Regions from separate parts of the Mus musculus genome. Here region 1 is linked to region 2. A link is a loop called in an ENCODE intact Hi-C map of the cell type or tissue named here. Cell type or tissue: heart. All regions are shown on one strand. Links, peaks and the distances in the headings refer to the core of each region. The heading gives the core; the rest is flanking DNA.

Region 1 (12,174 bases), core at 2,753-10,752, 140 kb before region 2:
CAGGCCTTCACTTCTAATGGACTCTACTCCATCAGAGTAATTAATTGGAACCTACTAGAGCCTGAATTCCCAGCCATGAAACTTAACCGGAAAATGGCGACTGGAGAAAGTCCCCTGGGCTATGGTGAAGTCTAAATCCAACAATAAATCTATTATACACAGTGACTTCCAGGAAGCTGCGGAGGGAGTCAGTGAATACAAACCCTGAGACTGGGCGTGGCTCAGTGGTAGAGCACTTACCCGGTTCTGGGTTCAATCTCTAGCAAAGGGCTGAATTCCTTGAATACTTCAGGGGAGATATTCTGAAACAGAACAGCTCTATTAGTTTGTCTTCATGCCACTGAGCATTTGAAACCTGCTGGTAGCCACAAAGACTTTTCTAAGTTCTCGCTATAGCGGGTTGAATAATGTCCTCTCCAATCATGCCCTAAGCACGTGGCCTTACGGGGAGACAGTCTCCGCAGACATAACTGATTAAGATGGGATTATCCCGGGCAGTAAACCCAACGACAGATATCCTCACAGATACATACACAGAAGATGCTGACGGATGGTTTCCAGGACCAAGATTGCTGTGTAAGTGATGGCGCACACCTGTAACCCTAGCTCCCTAAATAAAGGAGGAAGCAGGGAGACCTGCAGTTCTGGACATCCTAGTCTACATGACAGCTTTGTCTCAAAATAAAGGGCTGAGAGATGGCTGCATGGTTAAAAGTTCTAGCTGCAAATCCAGAGGATCCTGGTTCAATTCCCAGCACATACACGGCAGCAGCGCACAACCACCTTTAACTCCAGTTCCAGGGAATCAGCCCTCTTCTGGCCTCCCTGGGTACCAGGAATACATAAGAGCATAAACATGCAAGGAAAAAAGAAAATACAAAATCACAGGCCAAGTACTGTATCAGCTCCCAGAGCTAGCTAGCGGACTAAAACTGTCCTTTTCAGGCAGCTCTGTGAGAAGACTCCAGGAAACTCTTGGGGAATCTACCGCCTAGGTCAGTGCCCTAAGGGTCCCTACCCTGCATCCTTAGGACCATCCCATCTCCACACTGGCCTTCCATCCTGCCCTCACCCCAACCCATGCCACCTGACCCCACTCTGGCCACTTCTGTCCTGCTTCCCCCAAGCCCTGGAGCTACAGGCTACACTTGTCACTCCATGACTGTAAGGCTGCAGTGCCCTGCTTATGAGTCCAGTCTGAGGATTTAGGAGCCAAAGCAGCCCGGGTCCAGCAGCTCACTCCAGCTCAGCTTACAGCACTTGCCAACACCAAGCACAGGACACTGGCACCGTGGACACGCCTTCAGCGGGGGTGAAGAGCGCAGTGGAAGGTACCCAGGAGGAGAAGAGGGCAAACCCTGAACGTCTCCAGAGTGTTGGGTGGTACAGAAGAACTGGCAGTGTCCTGGCTGACCAAACCCTAGCTTCTAGCTGAGACAAGAGCTGAGGGAAGGTCTGAACACAGGAAACGCAGCCATTTACTGGAAAAAAATAACCAACTTTTAATTTAACCAATCAAACTGCGTCCAGGAATGTCTCTAAACTTAACAAAACAAAATAAAATTCTCCTTTTAAAGGAACCAGGAGTTCACACAGCCCCACGCCCCTAAGGTCCAGACCAAAAGTAGCCCATTTTGGAGGCGCCTCTGTCCCTCAAACTCTCATCCAGAGGAAGAGCTGGCGATGGCGAGGGACCTGTGCCTTCCTCCCACCATGCAAGTAGTTCTTAGAAAGTCACAGTGGGTGAGCCTCTCCCACCTCACTTTGTGTCCACGCTGAGACCTCCAGAGAGGGGCAGGCAGGATAGCTCCACCCCAGCCCACTCAGGCAGCTGTTCCCAGTGCCAGGGTGGGAGTTAATATGTACTGGAGGAGAAAATCTCAAATGTCCCATCATGTCACATGTTCCATGCAAAGGAAGCAATCCACTCCTAACCTAAGAACAACACCGGCCAGTTCCGGCCTCAGAAGACACGTTCAAATTCCGTCTGGTTGGTGGTGGCGGGATTTCTGCTCTGGTTGGTGGACTGCTGGGTGATCTGGCTGCCCTTCCGCCGTGGCGGTGCCAGGTACTCAAACATAGACGTCAAGTGAGTAGACAGCATGCCCTTGAGGTCCGAGGGCATGGGGTCCGACCAGAAGAAGTCGTGGTTGAGGGCATCGTCACTGTCAATCCGCTGCGCGGGGTCCAGCACCAGCAGCTTGTCAATGAGGTCCAGAGCATAGGGGTCGCGCACGTAGGCCTTCAGACGGTCCTTCACCTTCCGCTTCTGGCCCTTCACAAGTTCCAGCTTTTCAAACAGCTCATACTTGTCTACGTTTGGCCACACCTAAGAGAGGCGTTGAGGAGAGAACGGAGTTGGAGTAAGACTGCTATCTGAGATGCCAGGGGAGTGGGTTTCTAAAACAATTTCTCTCAGAGGTTCCCTGAGCTCCCCTCCATCGCAGAGATCATGTCTTCAAGTTAAAAGCACCAGTCACCAGATGGAGCACACCCCTAGTGCCCGAACACAAGTCAGCTGCGATAAATGTGCCAGCCCCCATCCAGGCACATTCCCATTTTACAAACAAAAAATAAACAAAACAAACAAACAAAAAACCACACGAGCTGGGCAGTGGTAGCGCACACCTTTAATCCCAGCACTTGGGAGGCAGAGGCAGGCGGATTCCTGAGTTCGAGGTCAGCCTGGTCTACATTGAGTTCCAGGACAGCCAGGGCTATACAGAAACCCTGTCTCGAACGAAATACCAAGAAAAAAAACCCCAATAAAACAAAACAAAACAAAAAAACCAAGAAACTCTGTCTCTAGAAGCTTGTGCTGATGCTTGGTCTCCAGCAGGTGGCGCTATTGGGAGGTGGCAGAAACTTCTGGGAGGAGAGGGGACCACCCAAAGGGGAAGGAACCATGAGGCCTGCTGAATGTGTGCTGAAGCCTCTGGGGTTGAGTGGGCCACCACTGGAGCTACACACTGGACCCTGCTCTTCTGCTCCCTCCCTGCCATGGCCACACCCTCTCTCCAGTGGACTCTCTACTATGACATTTAGCAGCATCTCTGCACCAAAGCAAAGGCTAAACAACCTCTCTGTTTTTCTGAACAAAAGCAACTCTTGGCGCTTTTGTTTTTCTCATGTACTTACTTTGTCTCGGCAACAGAGAGCTCATACAACCAACATTAAGAGTGGTAAGCACCATGCCAGGCGTGGTGGCACACGCCTTTAATCCCAGCACTTGGGAGGCAGAGGCAGGTAGATTTCTGAGTTCGAGGCCAGCCTGGCCTACAGAGTGAGTTCCAGGACAGCCAGGGCTACGCAGAGAAACCCTGTCTCAAAAAACCAAACCAAACCAAACCAAACCAAAAACCCAAACAAACAAACAAACAAACAAACTGAACAGTAAGCCTGGCCTGCAGCAATCAGCTTCCTCTACAGAAGGACTCCACTCTCCACTACTGGCCAGAGGCCCTGGGTCTCTGCATCCCCCAGGAACACCCAGTTCGGTTACTCACCTCTGGGGTGATGGAGCCACAGAGCTGGCTGATGAGGGCGAGCTGGTGCTGCTCTGTGTTACCCTGCATGATAGGGCTACGAGTCCACATCTCTGCCATGATGCACCCAGCACCCCAAAGGTCAATGGGCGGGCCGTAGTCCCGCTCTCCTGAGAAGAAGAGGGTACCGGGAGTGCCTCTTAAGCCCAAGGGCCTCCTGAGACTCCACGTCCCAGAGCTGATGGCTCAAAAGGCCCCAGGCAATGGGGGCTGTGGCCAGGTAGGCACCCGGCCCCTGCCCCCCTCTGCCCGCTCGGGAGTCCTCACCGAGCAGCAGCTCCGGAGGCCGGTACCACAATGTCACCACACGGTTGGTGTATCGGTTGGGCTGGCTATTCTTAGCTAGGCTGAAGGCACGGGCCAGCCCAAAATCTGCCAGCTTCAGGACCCCATCCCGGGTAATGAGCACATTCGCAGCCTTCATGTCCCTGTGCAGGATCTGAAGGGAGGACACACAAGAGCTCAGTCAGGTTTCATAGCATCCTGGAGCCTGGCCTACACAGCAGTCAAGAGCAGAGAAGCCCCATTCTGCCCCACCTTGTTCCTGTGGATGTAGTAGAGGCCGTTCAGCAGCATCTGCATCACTCTCTTGATCTCAGACAACGTGAACTTGACTAAGACGTTGCTCAGCAGCCCAGCAAGGTCATGCTCACAGAAGTCAAACACCAGATAGATGCTGCCCTTGCAGCGGTTATACGGTGAGGCTGATACAGAAGGGGCAGAGAGAAAAATAAAAAATAAAAACCTGCATCCACCTCATTTTCCACAGCCAACTCCCAGCCCTCCAACCCACAGACACCCAACTCCAAACAAGACCAGAGAAGATGGGGGGCCGGCACTCGGGAGGCAGAGGCAGGTGGACCTCTAAGTGTGAGGCCAGCCTGGTCTATGGCGCAAGGTCCAGGACAGCCAGGGTTACACAGAGAAACCTTGTCTCAAACCCCCCTTTTCTCCTGAGGCAAGCAACACACCTTTGGTCCGACAAATCTCAATTAGGTTCACCACATTCTCATGTTTTAGGAGCTGTAGAATCTTGATTTCCCTCAAGGCTGTGATGGGGAACTAGGGAGGAGAAAGAGGAAGTGGTCAAAATTGAGAGCACAACAGACGGAGGAACTGTGGGTGGGGTGGGGGTGTGTTTGGGGTCTATACTGAGGGACAGAGGTTGAAAGACAGGCGAGAGAATCGTTCCTGTGTGATGGTTCCTATCTGGAATCCAATTCTCGTATCAGGAGACAGAGACATCAGAACCACCAAGTTCAAGGCCAGACTGCTTAGTTGAGCTCCTGATTCAAAAAGAAGGGAGAGGGGAAGATATATCTATATTTATCTGTAGCTAGCCTTTGCAAAATATAAAATAAGTGCAAACACACACATATCTCAAGGAGCTGCTAAATGTTGCCATCTAGATAATGGTGGCCTTGAACTTGTTTATGAACCATCTTTTTTCCCCAGTCTCATAAGTGCTGGGATTATAATCACAACCCTTTACTCCAGACTGGGAATTTATTTTAGACAACCCAAATAAGGATAAACATTTTGTCACTAACACTTGTGAGTTAAGATCAAGAAATTTGTGGGGCAGTGGTGGCGCACGCCTTTAATCCCAGCACTTGGGAGGCAGAGGCAGGTGGATTTCTGAGTTCAAGGCCAGCCTAGTCTACAAAGTGAGTTCCAGGTCAGCCAGGGCTACACAGAGAAACCCTGTCTCAAAAAAACCAAAAAGATCAAGAAATTTCCTGGGAATGGAGATAGTTGAATGGTTAAGGAAACTGGCTATGGTCACGTGTGGCAGTCCAGCCCTTTATTTCCAGCAGTCAGGAAACACAGGCAGTTGATCCTCTGTGAGTCTGAGAACAGCCTGGACCAAACAGTGAGTTCCAGGACAGTTGGGGCTACAGAGAGATTTTGTGTCAAACAAAACATAGAGTCCCTGTTTCAGGGAAACACACACACCACAGCACTGGCTATCCTCCCCCAGGACCCAGGTTCAATTCCCAGCACCCACACAGTGGATCTTTTGTCCCAAATGATCCAAGGCAACCTGGCACACCTTTCTGGCTTCCTCAGGTACCCAGGTACTGGAGAATAGTGCTGTACACAGACATGCCAGAAAACAGAAGACCCTATAGACGCAAAGTAAGACAAACAGCATTTTCCTTACAAAGGCAATGCTGCTGAGGCTGATGGAAACAACACCTTTCAGAACATCACCTTAAGCTCAGCGGCCTTTTAAACGGCTTGTGCACAAATGGTCTCTTCATACAAAACAAAATTCAACGCCAAGCTAAGCTGAAAGTTTTCTAGAGTCAACCTGCACTCCATGGGAAAAGCACAGGCTCCCTCCCGTGGCTCCCACAGAACTCTGCCACTAAAGCTCAACAGTGTAAATGGAAAGCCAAATTCCTTGTTCCATGGAAAACCGAAAAACACTAGGTCGAATCTCAGCACAAAACCCTTTGAAGTAGCGGTGTGGAAACCCAGCCAGGTTAGAAGAAGGTCGGCCCAGTGGTCCATATACTCACCCCCTCCTTCTCATTCTCCATCAACACTTTCTTCAGAGCCACCTTCTGGCCCGTCTGACGGTGCTTGGCTTTAAAGACTTCCCTGCAGGCACAGAGAAAGACCCAAGGGACCCATAAGGCATTTCCGCAGGGAGTGCCCCTCCCCCGCGCGAAGGGGAGCAGCAGGAGCCCAGACCCACGGCGGGCGGGGTGCGGCCTCGGATCCGGGACGCGGTCATTCCACACCGCGTGTCTTCCGTCCTCCTCCCGGCCTCTGCTTACTCCTACTCAGCCCCTACTCCTCCCCTAGAGGTGGCCGCTCACATTCGGAGTGGCTCTCAGCAACCCTACCCAACCCCCATCACGGGCCCCAGGCTCCTCCCCGCCAGTCGGCTCGGTTGGGCCGGGAACGTCTGCGCCGCGGCCGAGCAAGACCGGGCAACAGCCACGAAAACAGAAGCTTCCGGACCACCTCGGCCCGGGCTCTGGGCGACCCGACGTCGGCCCTGGAAAGTGCAGGTCCCGGGCTCGCGGTCCCACGCGGCCTAATCTTACCCGAATGTGCCTTGGCCGATCTTGGCAAGTTTCTCGTACTTGGTGACCTCATCGCAGAACGGGCATTCCACCGAGTCGTACTGCTTGGCCATGGCCACCTCCAGCGCGCCTCCGCCGCCGCCGCCGCCGCCGCCCCCAGCCGCAGCTCCCGCCGCTCCCGGTCCCGCCACACTCCAGGCCCCTCCGCGGCCGCGCCACTTCCGCCTCCACGGCCACTTCCGGCCTCGAGGTGCCGAGCCCGCCTCTTCCGGTCTCCGCCCGCCGCCAGGCCCCCTGGGACTTGTAGTTCCCGGGAGGCCAGGGGGAGCCGGAGCTGCAGAGGAGCCTCCGCCGCCGCCACTGCCCCCGCCTCCGCCGCCGCCGCCAGCGCTGTTGGCGGCCCCGATCGGGGGCGCAGGAAGCCGTGGCGCTGGGGCTGGGGCTCGCGGCGGTGCGTCCCGCTGCATTGGCCCGGGCCGTGCTGCTGCCGAAGCTGCTGCCGCTCTGGCTCCCGATCCGGGGCCAGCCGCAGTGCCCTGCTCCTCCTCCTCCGACGGCGCCGCCTCCGCCGGGCTGCGCGGGGCGGCGGGTGGTGGTGGGGGGAAGGCCTGGGGGCGGAGGCTCCCTGGCCAAGCCCGGCCCGGGGCGGCAGGGCAAGGGGGCGAGATAGGCAGAGCAGACGAGGAGGCGGCCCGAAAGCCCGGGAGGGGGCGCGTTATAAAGGGGGAGGTGCCCGTCCTGGCCTCCCCTCCCCCTCCGCCCACCCCCTCCCTCCTCCTCCCACCCTTCGCAGCCGCACCTGCCGCCGCCGCCTCCCGCCCTCCCGCTCCCAGTCCAGCGTCCGCCCTCGGCGCGTCACTGCTCGCAGCCCCTCCTCTGCCTTTGGAGGTGGGGCTCCGCACTAGACACCTGCCTGCGGCTCCCTCCTGCGTGCCTCAGTTTATCCCCCGAATGCCAGCTGCTACAGAATGGCCCTTCTTCCAGGACCGGGAGTGTGCTCCCGGTGAGGCGAAGGCAGGAGGTGCCGTGGGAGCGGCCTTGAGGCCAGGGGAAGAGAGAACTGCCCCCGCTGCCGCCTCCGTCGTCTCAGCCACCCGCCGTTGACATGGCAACTGACGGCCGCCAGGGGGCGCGGCGACACTGTGGGCGGTGAGCGATCAACGCTCAGGCCTAAACCCTTGGATCTTGTGTTGTCAGGATGGATCTACTACAACCTTCCTTCACAGAGCCGCGCCAAAGCTGGTCTGTCCAGAGTCAATCATCCCCAAAACTGTTAACATTGAGCCGGCACTCCTGATGCTTTTGAAATGGGCGTGAGCCGGGCCTTGATGGCGCACGCCTTTAATCCCAGCACTTGGCAGAGGCAGATGGATTTCTGAGTTCCAGGCCAGCCTGGTCTACAGAGCCAGTTCCAGGACAGCCAGGAAAAACAACAATAACACAGAGAGACAGAGAGGAGAGTCTGAAGTCTGTTCTGTCTTCCTCTACTGTCTTGAAATTCTGAGCTGATCATGGCCGATTTTTCCAGCGTTTACCTCCTGGTCTGTGGTCCTACAAGCTCCCTTCTGTTTCAGTTTCCCAATCCCTCCTGTCTTCAGAGTTGCCACCCCACTCTCCAGGGTCAGCTGCAGGCTTCCCGTTTGCTTCCCCCTCTTGTTTGATGGAGACAAGTCGTGGCTGGTCTGGTGCTCACACAGTAGTCTAGGCTGACCTTTGAACTCCAGGCATCCCTCCCAACTCACCGTATCACTGTGTCCAGCAGTGCTTTCCAGGTTTATCCCACATTGTCTGGGCTTGAAGATTCTTGGAAGGAGGACTGGTTTCGGGGACCCTGGAGCCCCAGAGTACCTACTATGAGAAGGGTCCTGGCAGCAAGATTTTTCAAGACCCTCCATAGAGCCAGGGCTTTAAAGGAGATCAAGCCATATGACCCAGAGCCTACCTTCCTGGATACACTGCTTACCTGAAACAAGAAGTGGTGGTGGGGGGATGCCACCAGGGGTAAGGAGAGAGTACGTGCATTAATTATGATGACAGGATGTGGCTAAGTCCTCCCTTTAGCCCTGCACAGGAGTTATTTCTATTATCAGTTATTCACGGAGCACTGCTCTTCCCTCCACTGTACATAACGACCCTGACACTCAGAGGTGAGATGACTGGGCCATGGTCACACTGCCAGTCAGTGGCCACACTAGCTTTGAACCAGGTAAGTTTGGCATAAACTCCCAACAGTCCTCCTATGTCAAGGCCCCTCCCAATCTGGGCTCAGCATGAAAGCGTGACAAAACTTGGGAGTGATCTCACCTGGCACTCACTGCCCCCGGGGGTGTGTGTGAGGAGTAGTGGGGGGGGGGTGAGGAGGTGTGGCAGGTAACAGTAGCACTGAGGGCCGAGGACTTTGCAGGGCTTATGTGGAGTTTTAAGCCGTAGCTGGTGCCTGTTTCTCATGAGCCCTCCCTAAGTCACATCCTGTGGGCAGAGAGGCTTTAGCAGGGTTTCCTGTGATGTTGTCACCTCTGGCCCCAACCAGAGCCCTGACATCTTCCAGTCACTTCCTCAGAGTCATGGGCCCTCAGCTCTCCACAGGGAAGCAGTGGTGGTCTGGAGGCTTTGTAAGGCTGCCCAGTTCTGAAGTCCGGGTTCTCCACCACTGGTAAATCCAGGAGGGGACTAGAGAGGGGGACTAGCCTTTCGAATCCACTTTGGCTACCGCTTTGTTGGCTGCAAATAATGCCTGCTTCCTGTGGATTGCCCAAACCACCAAGGCCCAGCATGTGACTCAGCCTCTGTCAACACCTGCTGACTGGCTGGCTGATGACACACCCTCAAGAGGGTCTGGTGTATGGCCATTTAACAGCTACGGAAGCCAAGCCTGGTGGCAGACAACTGGAATCCCAGCTACTAAAGAAACTGAAACAGGAAAGTTCAAAGTCTAGGGCTTGTCTGGGCTAGAGAGTAAGTTCAAAGCCAGTTTAGAGTCTCTGTGAGACCTGGTCTAAAAAAACGAAAAAATAAAGCCAGGTATGGCCCACACATTTAATCCCAGCACTCAGGAGGCAGAGTCAGGTGAGTCTCTGTGAGTTTGAGACCAGGCTGGTCTATACATTGAGTTCCAGATCAGCCAGAGCTACATAACAAGAATCTGTCTCAAAAAATAAAATAAGCTGGGTGGTGGTGGCACACACCTTTAATCCCAGCACTTAGGAGGCAGAGGCAGGCGGATTTCTGAGTTCGAGGCCAGCCTGATCTACAGAGTGAGTTCCAGGACAGCCAGGGCTACACAGAGAAACCCTGTCTTGAAAAACCAATAAATAAATAAATTTAATTAAATTAAAAAAATACAAAGCCTTAGAGTGCTTTTCTAGACTAACTTTGAACTCACAAAGAACTCCTTGCCTCTGCTTCCCAAATGCTGGAATTAAAGGTTTGTGCCACTAGCTCAACTCCAGCTTTTGACCTTATCCAGGATCGTGGTTTGAATATGAATGGCATCCATGGATGAGTGGTGGTAGCACACACTTTTAATCCCAGCCCTTGAGAGGCAGAGGTTGATGGATCTCTGTAACTTTAATTGTTTCAAAACGATTTTTTTAAAGATTTATTTATTTATTATATGTAAGTACACTGTAGCTGTCTTCAGACACTCTAGAAGAGGGAGTCAGATCTTGTTAGGATGGTTGTGAGCCACCATGTGGTTGCTGGGATTTGAACTCAGGACCTTTGGAAGAGCAGTCGGTGCTCTTAACCGCTAAGCCATCTCTCCAGCCCCAAAACCGATTTTTAATGATGGTTCTTAAACACTTTAACGTTCCTTTTAGCCCACTACCCACCAGAGATAGTGGGAAAGAAAGGATTCGGGGCAGGAATTTGGACCTGTTTAGAAAGGTTCTTTGGAGCAACTCTCATCTGTGTTGTCTGGAAATCGGCAGCTGAGTTCACTGGTTAGCAGCGGCAGCTCCATCCACTCACACATACCTCATGGATACACCAGCAGTCTAGTTTGGTAGAGTCGGGATAGCAAACACGAATCAGCAGCGGTGGCACTATCTAGCAGAGACAGGCAGACCTCAGCCTTGGCTCGAGTCATTAGGAGGGACCCTGAGGGATGCCAGGAGAAGTTCTCAGCTGTGTCTCAGGGAAGCAAAGATCAGGGAAGACCTGAGACCCACAAGTGTCACACGGCTAGCTCGATAAGCAAGTCATGCTCAGCCTCCGTCACTGTCCATCGAGTCCTGTTTATCCCCTCCAAACATCACATGTCCTCCACCAGTCTTGCCTCAGCATGTTCGTCTGTCTCAGCTGACATCACTCTGCCAATCAGCCAGAGTCTAGCATGCTACCAGAAGGTTTTTTTGGTGTGTTTCTCTCTATAGAGTCCCGACAAATGCAGGTCAATTACGCAATGTAAGGTGGACTAATACATGCGTGTTGTTAGCAAAGAATCCTTCATCACGTGCCCTTTTACATGTTTGCTTTAGCAGAACATCCTCCTACCTGCTTCAGTGAAATCTTGAAATCAAGTCAGCCTTAGTTGTTCGTTGACCTGTGTTCACCTCAGCTAAACATTCCTTCATATGTTTGCCCCAGCAAAACACCATCAAACCAACTTTCCAAAGAACCCTTAAGTTTCCACTTCATATCTCTGTGAGTTCAAGGTCAGCCTGGTCTACAGAGCTAGTTTCAGGAAAGCTAGAGCTGTACTGAGAAACTCTGCCTGGGGGGGAAAAATGGCCTCTATATATTTGAATACTTAATCACCAGAGAGTGGAACTGTTTAAAAGGATTAGAAGGACTAGGAGCTGGAGCCATATTGGAATGGGTGTGGCCTTATTAAAGGAAATGTATCTCTGGGGTCAGGCTTTGAGTTTTTTGTTTGTTGTTTGTTTTTGTTTTTCGAGACAGGGTTTCTCTGTGTAGCCCTGGCTGTCCTGGAACTCACTCTATGGAGACCAGGCTGGCCTCAAACTCAGAAATCCACCTGCCTCTGCCTTCCAAATGCTGGGATTAAAGGCGTGCGCCACCACTGCCCTGCAGCTTTGAGGTTTCAAACACCCAAACCAGGCCCAGTATGTGCCTGTCTGCTACCTACAGATCAAGATGGGGCTCTCAGCTACTGCTCTAGTGCCAGCATGATGCCTTGGTCCTGCCATGCTCCCCACTATGATGTTAATAAACTAGCCCTCTGAAACTGTAAACAAGCTTAGACTTAAATGTTTTCTTTCATAAGAGCTGCCTTGGTCATGGTGTCTCTTCACAGCGACAGAACAGTCTATAGACACCTGGACCCTGCTTTTCCTCTCCCAAACCTGGATAGGGTTAGGGTCTGTGGAGGGGAAGTGAAAACAGGCTCATAAGATGTGCACATGTGAGCTGTTAGCTGTGGGTCAGCTCAGTAGCTGAGGGATACGGAACAGAGAACGGTTTGTGATACTGGGGCCCCCCCTCTAATCATGGAAGTTCTGCTCTTATTGGTCTTGCTGCCTCTGCCTGGCCCTGTGTTGACATACATTATCTCCCTACGTGTTACTGTAGTCCCCTTAGGAGCCTGCTATGACTGGATCCAGGTGACCGGAGAAGAAACGGGCTCAGTA
Region 2 (12,168 bases), core at 1-8,000:
AGGCATTGCTTTCTGCTTCCTGACTGTGGACACGGTGTGACCAGCCACCTCAAGCTCCTACCTTCCTTCCTACCTTGCCATAATGGACTTGCCCTTGAACTGTAAACCAAAAATAAATGTTTTCTTCCTTAAAGTACTTTCATCAGGATGTTTTATCACAAGAACAGGAAAGGGAACCCAGACATCTGGCCTCGACTCCAGTTTTCACCTATAGGACCTTTTGTTTCCTTCCTAGGCAGAAGGTACAATATGTCTTCTCTCCATGTCTCAGTACAGAACCCATTGGTACATCTGGAGATGGAGCTAGTGTGCGTAAATGTGAGGGAACCCCGGGTACAGTTGTGACACCACATGCTCCTTCCTTAACCAGCTGGCATGTATCAACAGAGACTCTTCAGTTAATGCATCTACCACAGAAAATGAATTGGAAGTTTGAAAAATCCCTTCTGGCTGAGTTGGGATGTTGAGGGCTGGATTGTCGTTCACTCAGTCAAGTGGGCCAATCAGGGTTAACAGAGTAGCATCAGATGTCCATCCCCCCCCCCCCGCCCCCGTGCTGTAAGGCATAACCCCTGCCCTTGTGGGTCTGTCTGATGGCCCAGACAGATGGTAGTAGGGGAGTCACACATGCTGGAAAGTGCTGAAACAGGAAAGGGACTGTGAAAGTCACTGACAGCAGGGCACCTGACCCAAGAACTGGCTGGGCTACAGTCAGAGAGGGCTCCTTGAACCAAAGCGTGGGGGGGGGGGGTTGGGAGGATTGGGGGCGTAGCAAGGGGGGATGGGAGAGCATCCTATCCCCCTACAGTAGGTGCAAAACCTAGCAATAGGAATGACTTTGACTTCTCCAGGAAAAGAGAGTCCATTGTGATTACATCAGAGAACCTAAGAGTCAGGTTGGCAGGCAGAGCTCTAGGAGAGGGGCCTGCTGCGTTGCTCAGGGACTTTCAGGTGGGGTGCGATCTCTGTACAAGGAACCTCTTCAGAGATCACAGCAAATATAGCAGCTCCTTATTTTCAGCAGAAACAAGGACCAGAAAAAAGAGTTTCTGTATGTGAGTGTACTTGGGGTGTTCCCTGTCAGTGGCTAAGGTCAGAATGGATGCTATTTTTAAAAAGAAAGTTCAGAGAGCAAGTGGGATGAGACCGTGAACCCACCCACCGCAGAGCCTGATTTTGGTGGGTGCTGGCTCCTATAATCCTGGCACTTGGGATGTGGAAGCAAAGGACAGAAGAGCTCAAGTGATCGAGATGACCTTCCTTCATCCTTGGCTATGAAGCAAGTTCAAGGACAGACTGAGCTTACTTGAAATCCTATCAGGAAAATAAAGATCCCTACCCTGACTTTGAGATCACACTGAATGTGGAATCCATCACCCGGCTCCAGACTTCCAGACATCTCTGAACCTTGGTTTCCCCATCTGTGAAACTTCTCTCTCAGGGTAGCTCTGAGGATACAGGGCAATGACCAACTGTGTAAAATCTCTCCCAGGCAGACATCACTCACAATGTATTTAGAGAGGATGCGTGTTGAGATAGAGTCTTCCTAGATAACCCCAGACTGGCTTCAAACTAGCAATAATCCTCCTGCCTCAGCCTCTCGAGTTCTGGGATTAGAGGTGAGCTATCTGTATTCTGCATTGGCTGAAAGTTTGAGACATCACAAAATACTCAGCATTCATTGGGCTCTTACTCCTACTCCATTAAGTTGGTGATATTATTTTCTCAGGGCCTGCCAAGGTTAAGCTACCAGGCCAAAGTCATAAGGCTGTAAATGCAGACCAGATACTCCACTCCAGCCCTCATCTCCTGATGCCCAGTGGAGGCTGCAGAGCCCAGGAAGCAGTCTATGGCAGAAGGAGAGGTTTGGCTATGTGGGCAGCTTGTTATGCACGTATCAGCGACAGGAATCAGATCACCTCGGGAATTTGAGCCCAATCAGGTTCATTGCCCATCACTCCACCTCAGCCCCGAGCGCGACCAGACCGGGATGATGCCGCAGGATGCTTAGAGAAGTCTAGCCTCCCTGGCCAGCAGAGGCGCAGGTGCGCTTACAGTTACGCATGCGTGGCCCGCAGCCTCTGCAGAGCTCGCTGCAGACCTGCTGCAGGCGTGGGAAGAATCCTTGGAGTTACGCTCGGGTCACGTGGTGGGGAGAGCTGGCCAGGTAAACAGGGTGGTAAGAGAAGAGATCCGAGCTGAGGACAGTTTACAAGAGAGCTGCCTGGAGGATCCGAGAATAAGAAAACACCTTAGCAAGAAATACGAATGGGGTGAATTAGAGAGTAGCAACTGGTAGCAACTGGGTGCTGTGATATATGCAGATCAATCCCTGAGAGCAGAGATTGGGCCACTTCACCGGCCGCCGTCTGGGGCATGCATCTGCCTCACTCTGCTTCAAAACTGCTTCGCCAGCTGTGTTCTTCTGTGCCCATTCCACCCTCCCCCTCTGACTGCTGGGCCATACATTCCCCATTTCTTGCACTGTTTTAGGAACATTTTCTTAAAAAAGGAAAAAAAAAAGTTTATTCGTGTGTGTGTGTGTGTGTGTGTGTGTGGACTTGTAGAGTTCAGAGGATTGCATGCTTGTGTGAGTCGGTTTACATTTCTACCACGTGAGAACAAGATATCAAACAGGTTGGCTGGTGTGGTTGGAAATGCCTTTACCCACTGAGCTGTCTCTCCGGCACAGGAGCAATCTAAAGAAGTCTACAGGAGAGGGCTGGAGACGTGGCCCAGCAGTCAAGGGCACGGGCTACTCTTTCAGAGGCCCGGGTTTGATTCTCAGCACCCACAGCCCAGCCCACGACCCTCTAACTCCAGTTCTAAGGAATCTGATGACTCTTCCAGCCTCCTCTGACTCCTGCATGTATGTAGTACATATGAGTGTACTCAGACACATGCACATAAAGTAAATAATGTTGTGGCTCTCTCTCTCTTTTTTTTTTTTTTTTTTTTTTTTAAAGATAGGGTTTCTCTGTGTAGCCTTGGCTGTCATGGAACTTTCTCTATAGACCAGGCTGGTCTTGAACTCAGAGATCCTCCTGCCTCTGCCTCTGCCTCTGCCTCCTGAGACAGGGTTTCTCAAAAAGTGATGTGTCTGCCTTGTCATCTCCCCATCCACACACAGAGATCTAAAGAGAAGAGCTGGACCTGTACCACCTAAGTCTAGGACTTTGCCCTCAAGCTGACAGGCTGTGTGTGTGTGTGTGTGTGTGTGTGCGCCTGTATATTAGTCTCAAGATCAAAGGACTGCAGAAGATAGGCAGATGTGAAACACAGAATGCATGTGAGCAGCCTCAGTGTAGGCTTTGCCTAGGGGAAGAGTCCACACTAGGATCCAGGACATATCTCCATAAAGATTGCAGAAAAAGCTATACACCACCTCTGGATGGTTTTTTTAAAATATTTATTTATTTATTTTTATTATATACACTGTAGCTGTCTTCAGACACTCCAGAAGAGGGCATCAGATCTCATTACAGATGGTTGTGAGCCACCATGTGGTTGCTGGGATTTGAACTCAGGACCTTTGGAAGAGCAGTCGGCGCTCCTAACCGCTGAGCCATCTCACCAGCCCCCACTTCTGGATGTTTAAATGTTGTAATAGATGGTAGAGTGCAGGTAGGCAGGGTGATCTTGAACTTTCTATGCAGTAGAGATGAACCTGAACTCTGGAGCTTCTGCCCTCACCTCCCAAGTACCCAGACTGTCATTGTGGGCCACTACATCCAGTCTTTGCAATGAGATGTTGTTTAAAAAGCGTTTAATTATCTGTATGTGGGTATCTGTCTGAGTATGGCTATGTGCATGTGGATGCAGGTGCCCGCAGAGGCTAGAGGCATCAGATCCCTGAAGTGGGAACTTAAGGGTTCTTTGAAAAGTCAAGGTTGGATGGTGTTGTGCTGGGGCAAACACACGGGAAGAAACGTTTCCTTAAAGTGAGCACAGGTGTGAAAGGCTAAGGCAGACTCCCAGCTACCTGCTTTAAAACTCAGGGAAATGGACGGCTTCCTCCCAAAGAAACAGAATCACTCACAGGAAGAGAGGCTATGTGTGCACACCCTCATACACACTCGCATCGCGCCCCCTGGTGGGCACAGCTTTGCACAAGGGTGAGCTGTGCTGTCTGACACCAAGCCTCAGGATCTTAGCCTAGCAGGTAAGAGCCAAAAGAGTGGTCCCTCTGCTCAGCCTGGCGTTGGACATAAACAGAGACAGTGGGGCCAGGCCTCAAACTCAGAAATCCACCTGCCTTTGCCTCCCGAGTGCTGGGATTAAAGGCATGTGCCACCACGCCCGGCTTTTTTTCTTTTTTTAAGAAAATGTTCCTAAAACAGTGCAAGGAATGGAGAATGTAATGGTCAAGGTGGTTTTTTGTTTGCTTGTTTGTTTTGTTTTGTTTTGTTTTGTTTTGTTTTTGTTTTTCCCCTGTAGCCCTAGCTGTCCTAGAACTCACTGTATACACCACACTAGCCTTGAACTCAGAGATCTATCTACCTGTCTCTGGGATTAAAGGTGTGTGCCATCACACCTGACTTCAAATTGGACTTTAGTGGTGTCTCTACTTTGGTTTTGTCTTGAGTTCCCTGTCTGAGGTGAATAGATGTGTGTGTGTGTGTGTGTGTGTGTGTGTGTGTATGTTGAATCTCCCTAGGAGGGATTCTGTCATACAGAAATGTCCCCATTAGATCCAGAAAGCATCGCTGTAGAGTAATACTATTTCTTTCTTTTCTTTTTTTAAAAAAATATTTATTTATTATTATATCTAAATACATTGTAGCTGTCTTCTGACACACCAGAAGAAGGCAACAGATCTCATTACAGATGGTTGTGAGCTGCTGGGATTTGAACTCAGGACTTTCAGAAGAGCAGTCAGTGCTCTTAACCACTGAGCCATCTCTCCAGCCCCTAGTAATATCATTTCTTAACACAACTAAGCCTCCCTCAGCTCCTGCCGGCATCACAGGCATCCTCATCCCATGCCCCCTTCCCACACCCCACCCTTAGCGCTGTGTCCTGAAAAGCTCTCAGTGCACCAAGAAAGGTCTTTCGCATCAACATTAAACACAGGCTGTCTTTCTAACCCCTACATGCTCCCTCCCTCCCCGTGCTCCCTCCCTCCCTTCCCCCACCCTTTGTCTATGTACCCACTTCTGTTGCCACACTCACGCATGCTTGACATTAGCCACCCTCTCTCTTGATAGTCACCCCAGAGTCAGGCCCAGCTGGGGGTGTGGCTCAGCCTAGTGTTTCCTGCCCACTGACAGTAAGAGCTCTGGGGGCCCTTACCTCTCTGTGAGCCAGTGTCTTTTGACTGTGGCTGCCCAGTTCTTTCCTCCTTCTCGAAAGGATTGCACAGACCTGGGCCCTGGAATCTATGTCCTGTTTGGTATCTCTGTCCAAATCAGGAGCAGATAGACTCGGGGAGGAGTCCTATGGTACTCACACAGGTCTAGTACCCTTTCTCCCCACCTACTACCCTCCTCCTTCCCACCTACTACCCTCCTCCTCCCCACCTACTACCCTCCTTCCCACCTAGGACCCCTCCTCCCCATATAGGACCCCTCCTCCCCACCTAGGACCCTTCTGCCTCACCCTTCCTTAAGAGGTATCTTAAGTGCCTCCTACAGGGAGAGCATGGGAGGGGGCTGGCTATAGGTTCCAGTCTGGTTGTCCATTACAAGGAGCTTGCTGCCCCATGTGGATCTTCATCCTCCTCTTCACAGGGACCCTCCTCCTCTGATGTCCTCTTAATCCCCAAGACTCCTTCCCTCTTTTCTAGGCTGTGACATAATTCCCCCTTGAACACATCACAGCCTCGCCCTAGGTCCCCAGAGGAGCCGTTAGAGCAGATGTTTGGTTCCCAGAACAAAAATAGCAGTTATTGAACAGAGTGGATTCCCAGTGATCTGAAGACATCTGTTAGCTACATCCCACCCTGGGGCTTGATGCACCTTCAGTAGCAGCTGCAGAGCCGCCCAAGAGCTGTTTCAGTACATTGCTAGGATTCACTGAGAGCCTCAGGATACTCCTACGACCTCAGCTCCCTGTGCTGAGCCCTCACAGAGGAGGGGGAGGACGACTGCCACATGCTGAATCCCAGGCCAGGCCCCTTTCTCTCCCATGCCTTTCTTCTCTTGCTCTATTTATTTTGGTGTGTGTGTGTGCGCGTGCGCATGTTCGAGTACATATGCATGTGGAGGCCGTTGATGGATGTCCGTCTTCCTCAGTCAGTCTTGGCCTTATTGCTTTTGTTTTTGTTTTGTTTTGGAGACAGGGTTTCTGTGTGTAGCCCTGGCTGGCTTGGAACTCTTATGCAGATCTCACAGAGATCTGCCTGCGTCTGCCTCTGCCTCCTGAGGATTAACGGTATGCCCATGTATGTCTGTGTATCATGTACATCCTAGAACTAGAGTTATGGACAGTTGTGAGCCACCATGTGGTCGCTGGGAATCAACCCAGGTCCTCTGCAAGAACTAGAAGTACCCCTAACTGCAGAGCCATCTCTCTTGTCTGACTTCTCTGGACGTACGATTAGCCTCTCTGATGTCACTGTACCCATCCCCGTCATTGACCCTTAGGTTCCTCCCTCTCAGCGCAGCACCGAGAGCCCTAGAACAGTGTGATTAGACCACAGCGAGATTGATTTCCTGCTGCATATTTTTTGCTTTGCTTTTCATTCCACAAGTAATAAAAAAAAAAAAAAAAAAATCAAAGCCAGGCGTGGTGGCGCACGCCTTTAATCCCAGCACTGGGGAGGCAGAGGTAGGTGGATTTCTGAGTTCAAGGCCAGCCTGGGCTACAAAGTGAGTTCCAGGACAGCCAGGGCTACACAGAGAAACCCTGTCTCGAAAAAAAAAAGGGGGGGGGGATATTTAAATCTATACTCAGAATTGAATTAATCCAAGTTGGGCTCAAACTTATAATTTTTCTTGCCTCAATCTCGCCAGGGCTGGCACTTTAGAAATGAGCCTGGTTCTAAATATTTAAGATTTATTTTATTGTTACCTGTGTGTGTTGTGCTAAGCACACACATTATCAATGAGCAATAGTCCCAGCCAAAACTCTTTGGTGCTGGATCCCAGAAAGATTAAGAGTTCAAGGATAGCCTTGGCTACATGTCCACTCTTTTTTTCCCTAATATTTTCTTAAATTATTTTATGTGCATTGGTGTTTTTTGCCTGCATGTATATCTGTGTGAGGGTGTCAGATCCCCCTGGAACTGGAGTTACAAACAGTTATGAGCTGCCATGTGGGTGTTGGGAATTGAACCTGGGTCCTCTGGAAGAGCAGCAAGTGCTCCCAACTGCTTAGCCATCTCTCTAGTCCTGAGATTTCCCAACTCTTTACACAGAGGGGAAGAAGCTAGAAGCCCCTGGAGCCAGAGCGGCTTCCTTTTTTATCTCTCTGGAAAGCAGAGCCTGGAAACCATCGTCCAGATGCAGGCTGCCCCCGCCACCTGCTGGTGGGCAGGAGGAACATCAGGAGACTGAGGGCTTCATGTAGGCCAATTGGGAGCTCCGTGACTGAGCCTGCTCTTGCTGTTGTTACATAAATCCACCCACTTATTGTAGGGCGGGGATGTCTTAGATGGTCGAGCTTCTGGTCCTTCAGTTTCGTCAGTCCTCTGGAGGCCAACTTAACTGTGGCAACAGAACTCTCTCTCTCTCTCTCTCTCTCTCTCTCTCTCTTTCTCTCTCTCTGAGACAGAGCTTCTCTGTATAGCCCTGGCTGTCCTGGAACTCACTTTGTAGACCAGGTTGGCCTCAAAGCTGCCAGTCTCTATTTTCTTCGGTTTTTGCCTGCAGTCCTTCTTCATGATGACATAACTTCATCATGTCACTGGGACACAAGAGAATTTATATATATATATAATATAATATATATACATATATATACACACACACATATACACACACACATATAATGTGAAATATATATCATGTAATGTGTAATATGCGGTATGTAATGTGTGATATGTAGTATATAATATATGATTATATAATTATGCTATAAAATTATATATTGTATATATTATATATCATGCCATACATTACATGTCACATATATCAATTAAATACCATATATCATCTATAACTATATATAATTATATATTTATAAAATATATATTCTGTATATAACTATATAACTATATGTATATATATATATATATATCCATATCCATATCCATATATATATATATATATATATACCCATCCTTCTCTTCCCTCCCCTCCTTCCTTCATGTCCTCTGTTCCCTAGCACTTCCCTCTTCCCTTTCTGTCCTCCTTTTTTTTTTTTGGTTTTTGTATAGCCCTGGCTGTCCTGGAACTCACTTTGTATACTAGGCTGGCCTCGAATCTTTTTGATTTTTTAAAAAATTTTATTTGTTTTATGTATAAGAGTGCTCTATCTGCATATATACCTGCAGACTAGAAGAGGGCATCGGATCCCATTACAGATGGCTGTGAGTCACTATGTGGTTGCTGGGATTTGAACTCAGGACCTCTGGAAGAACAGCCAGTGCTCTTAACCACTGAGCCATCTCTCCAGCCCCTCTTTTTTATTTTTTACTTTATTTTATTTTTTGGAGACAGGCTCTCACTGTGTCACCTCGGCTAGCCTGGAATATTCTGTGTAGTCCAGATTAAACTGGCCAGATTAAGAGATTCGTCGGCCTCTGCCACCTGAGTGCTAGGATTAAAGCTGAGCACCACCGCACTGAGCCCTTTAGCTCTTTGCTGCTGTATCCCCAGCACCTAGAGCAGGCCCCAGCACACCTGAGGCACACACATATTTGATGAACAAGGTGGGTGTATAAGAATGAGCTCTGAGGGGCAGACCTCAGATGGCGCCATCACTCTGAGGTGACCAGCAGGGGGAGCAGTGAGCAGAGCAGCCCTGACTCTCTACACTGGTTTCTTCCTTCCACAAAGGAAAGTGAAGGTGCTGCATTTGTCACAGGGTGTCCACTGGCACCTGGATCTAGTGCCCATCCAAGGCAAACATCCACCCACCATCTCCAGGTGTTTCCTCACGAGCGTCGCCCAGCTGGGACCCTTGTTCAGCCCATTCCCAGCCAGTTCTACCCAGCCAGTGTGCAGTTCTACCCTAACTGCACGTGGCCTCCCGGAGAGGCTAAGGTGCATAGGTGGGGAAGAGCTAGGGGAGGGCACTTCGTCTATGTGGCTATGGGTGGAGGGTCCCCTCAAATGTGTGTGTAACCCCTCAAATATGCTCTGTAAGGAGCCCAATAAACGCATTCATTGGTGCCTCGGGGAGAATGTTGGCAGCTTCACTCCTTGGCTTGTCAATGAGACCGTGAGGGGAGAGAGCCATTGTTAGGTCTCCCCCAGGACAGGAATTTTAGCAACAGTGACTTCAGTCTTGTTTGGCTTTGGGTATTGTATGGATAGGAACTGGGACAGGGGCCTTCCAGGTCCTTCCTTCCCACGTGTCCCTTCCCTTAGTCAGCAGCCTGAGGTGGCCTAGATACCCAGGACCCAGCACTCAGGAGGCTGAGACAGGAGGCTGGGATATACAGGGAGATTCTTGCTAAGACACAAACAGCTCTTGTAACTACACGGCTGGACAGCAGCCTAAGGGTGTCACCCGGATCTGTTAGCCAAGCAGCCTGGCCCGAGAGAGCAGGAAAGAAAAGGAGAGGGATTTTTGCTGATGGCTGCATGACAGAGGTAAGGCCATCTGACAAGTGACAGCCAGCAGTGAAGAGTCAAGGCTTTAGGATTGTAAAGGGAGAGTCCGGTAAGACGGCTCATCCTGTAATCCCAGGCAAGGGGATCAGGAGTTCAGTGAAGCTCAAGTACAAACTGAGTCTGAGGCCAGCCTGGGCTACACGGGAACCCGTCCCAATGATAAACGAACAAACAGAGACTAAGAAAACCTGAAGGACAGGGACGGAAGGGAGGTGCCTAACATTTAGGGTACAAAATTTGAGGGAGTGTCAAAATCTCAGTAATGAAGACAGGTGACTATCTGGTGCCACATGTTTTGGTTCAAATCCCTTTTCATGACCTTTTACTGCAGTTGCAGGGAATCCAGTACCCTCTTCTGTCTCCCTGGGTGCCAGACAAGTGCTGCACAGATAGACTTTTAGATAACACACCCATACACATACACATTAATTTTTTGGTTTTTTTCAAGACAGGTTTTCTCTGTGTAACCCTGGCTGTCCTAGAATTTGCTCTGTTCAGTGGGCTGGTCTCAAACTCACAGACATCTCCTGTCTCTGCTTTCAGAGTGCTGGGACTAAAGGAGTTCGCCACCACGCCCAGCTCTGCAGTACTTACTTGTGGGGTCATGCCCGTGCATCGCATCAGTGTCAGTGCCAGAGGACCACTTGTTGGAGTTATTTTACAAGCCACAAGCCTATATCGGGGCAGATTCTGTCCTGTTCCCACCTACATCCAAGACATATGCTCCGTGTTACTTGCTGTTTGAGTCTCCCCTGGGTTATTTCCGCTCCGTCAGTCTGTCCTCCTGGAGGACTTCTCCGGCCATGTGCTCATGGCCCATCTCCTTTCCTGGCAGGGCTTCCTCCTCTCTCTCTTCTCTCTCTCTACTGTCCAATCGAGGGCTCTAGCTTTTTATTATCCAATAGTTTTAAATTGGGGAGCAAGGTTTACATAACAAAGGCCGGTGCACAACTCTCCGCTGGCTTGGGGTTCAGAATTTAGCATTTGTATACACAGCACCAGACCAACCCTCACCTAACACACTATAGAACAATCACTAAAATCATTACTGTCTCAAAGATTGCCATGCGGCCCAGCAGCACTGGCGCAGGCCTTTGATCCCAGCACTCAGGAGGTAGAAGCAGGTGGATCTCTGTAAAGTCGAGGCCAGCCTAGTTTACAGAATGAGTTCCAGGACAGTCAAGGCTAGACAGACAAACCCTGCCTCGAAAAACAACAACAAAAAATTGCCATTGCTTTTGTGTAGACAGAAGCATGGAACAGATGGACAAGGTGCCAGGAGGTTCCACAAGGGTGGGGATGTCCAGTTGGGGAGCCCCGGGTTGATGGCAGCAGTGGGACACACAGGAGTTGTTTCTTTGGGGGAGGAAAGGAACCTGAGGGTGAACACGTTGTCCAACAGTTCTCTGTGCGTGCATGTGTGCGTGCCTGTGCCTGCTCACATCTCGTGGCCCAGCATGGGTGGTGTCCTCCATAGAAACTGAATCTCTAGGTCCCCTTTGACTCTAGAGTTGCATCCCATCTGTGGTTATGTCCCAGCTACCACCGGGGGCAATGGACACCTTCCTGGTCTATGAGGCAGCCTGAGCAAAAGTCAGACAGCAGATGTCCCCATGTACATTGCTGAAGCCCGATGCCCCATGACCTCAGCCTCCAAGACCAATATGTTCTTTGCAGAAGAATCATAAGAGGGGAAGGATCAGAAATTAAATCCTAAATAAAACCCTGGGCTCCCTAGAATCTGAAAATCAGGGCTCTTTTCTTTTTTTTTTTTAAGATCTTTTTATTCATTTAATGTATGAGTATATTGTTGCAACCTTCAGACACACCAGAAGAGGGCATCAGATACCATTACAGATGGTTGTGAGCCACCATGTGGTTGCTGGGAATTGAACTCAGGACCTCTTAACCACTGAGCCATCTGTCCAGCCCCCCAGGGCTCTATTCTTTTCCTCCTTCCCTCCCTTCCGTCCTTCCCCTCCTCTTCTGATTTGTTTTTCTTTTTTTTGAGACATGGTTTCACTGTATCCATGGCTGTCCCAGAACCCACTCTGTAGACTGGCTAACCCCTCACTCACAGAGACCCACTTGTTTCCACCTCTCAAGTGCTGGAGATTAAAAGCCAACATCGCCACCATTGCCCCGCCACCACCACCCCTTGCTTTCTTTTCTTTCCTTTCCTTTCCTTTCCTTTCCTTTCCTTTCCTTTCCTTTCCTTTCCTTTCCTTTCCTTTCCTTTCTTTTCCTTCTATTTTCTTTCACTCATTCTTTCTTTAACTTTTTAAAGATTTATTTATTTTACATGCATATGTGTGTGAGCCAGCTTGAGTTTGTACATACATGTGTGGGCAGGAGCCTATAGAAGTCAGAAGAGCGAGTCTGATCCCTTGGAACTGAAGTTGCAGGTGGTTGTCAGCTATTCAGTGTGGGTGCTGGTATGGAATACATG

Evidence for each region. Hi-C counts contacts between places; a loop is a spot of excess contacts. Peaks named below come from ENCODE experiments on the same cell type or tissue, not always from the same donor. Only the 100,000 strongest peaks of a DNase experiment are listed, where the experiment ranks them.
Region 1: a loop joins it to region 2, with 5 times the contacts of the local background. A loop is called at or near these places in 16 of 42 quality-filtered maps.

Annotation. Positions count from the first base shown.
Region 1 is chr2:32,705,961-32,718,134 of GRCm38, forward strand. It overlaps Cdk9 (cyclin-dependent kinase 9 (CDC2-related kinase)), which reads right to left and starts at 6,824. Exons shown (of 7, transcript NM_130860.3): 1 at 6,605-6,824; 2 at 6,071-6,152; 3 at 4,517-4,607; 4 at 4,083-4,249; 5 at 3,813-3,984; 6 at 3,507-3,655; 7 at 1-2,329. The coding sequence starts at 6,696. The coding sequence ends at 1,964. It overlaps Mir2861 (microRNA 2861), which reads right to left and starts at 6,928; the gene lies at 6,847-6,928. It overlaps Mir3960 (microRNA 3960), which reads right to left and starts at 7,012; the gene lies at 6,940-7,012. It overlaps Gm33457 (a long non-coding RNA gene), which reads left to right and starts at 7,350. Exons shown (of 2, transcript XR_001783272.2): 1 at 7,350-8,789. In heart, for the core only: CTCF peaks have their summits at 2,829 (motif pointing right), 5,906, 7,701 (motif pointing right), 9,458 and 1 weaker place; DNase peaks (open chromatin) are centred at 6,281, 6,861, 7,181, 7,631 and 8 weaker places; H3K4me3 peaks cover 3,747 bases; H3K27ac peaks cover 3,971 bases.
Region 2 is chr2:32,850,313-32,862,480 of GRCm38, forward strand. Gm13524 (predicted gene 13524) reads left to right here. Exons shown (of 2, transcript NR_166175.1): 2 at 1-133. Among named protein-coding and RNA genes, the nearest start is that of Stxbp1, 9.2 kb to the left of the region's middle. In heart, for the core only: CTCF peaks have their summits at 2,028, 4,100 (motif pointing left) and 7,470 (motif pointing left); DNase peaks (open chromatin) are centred at 4,089, 5,276, 5,849, 7,499 and 1 weaker place; H3K4me3 peaks cover 504 bases; H3K27me3 peaks cover 2,798 bases.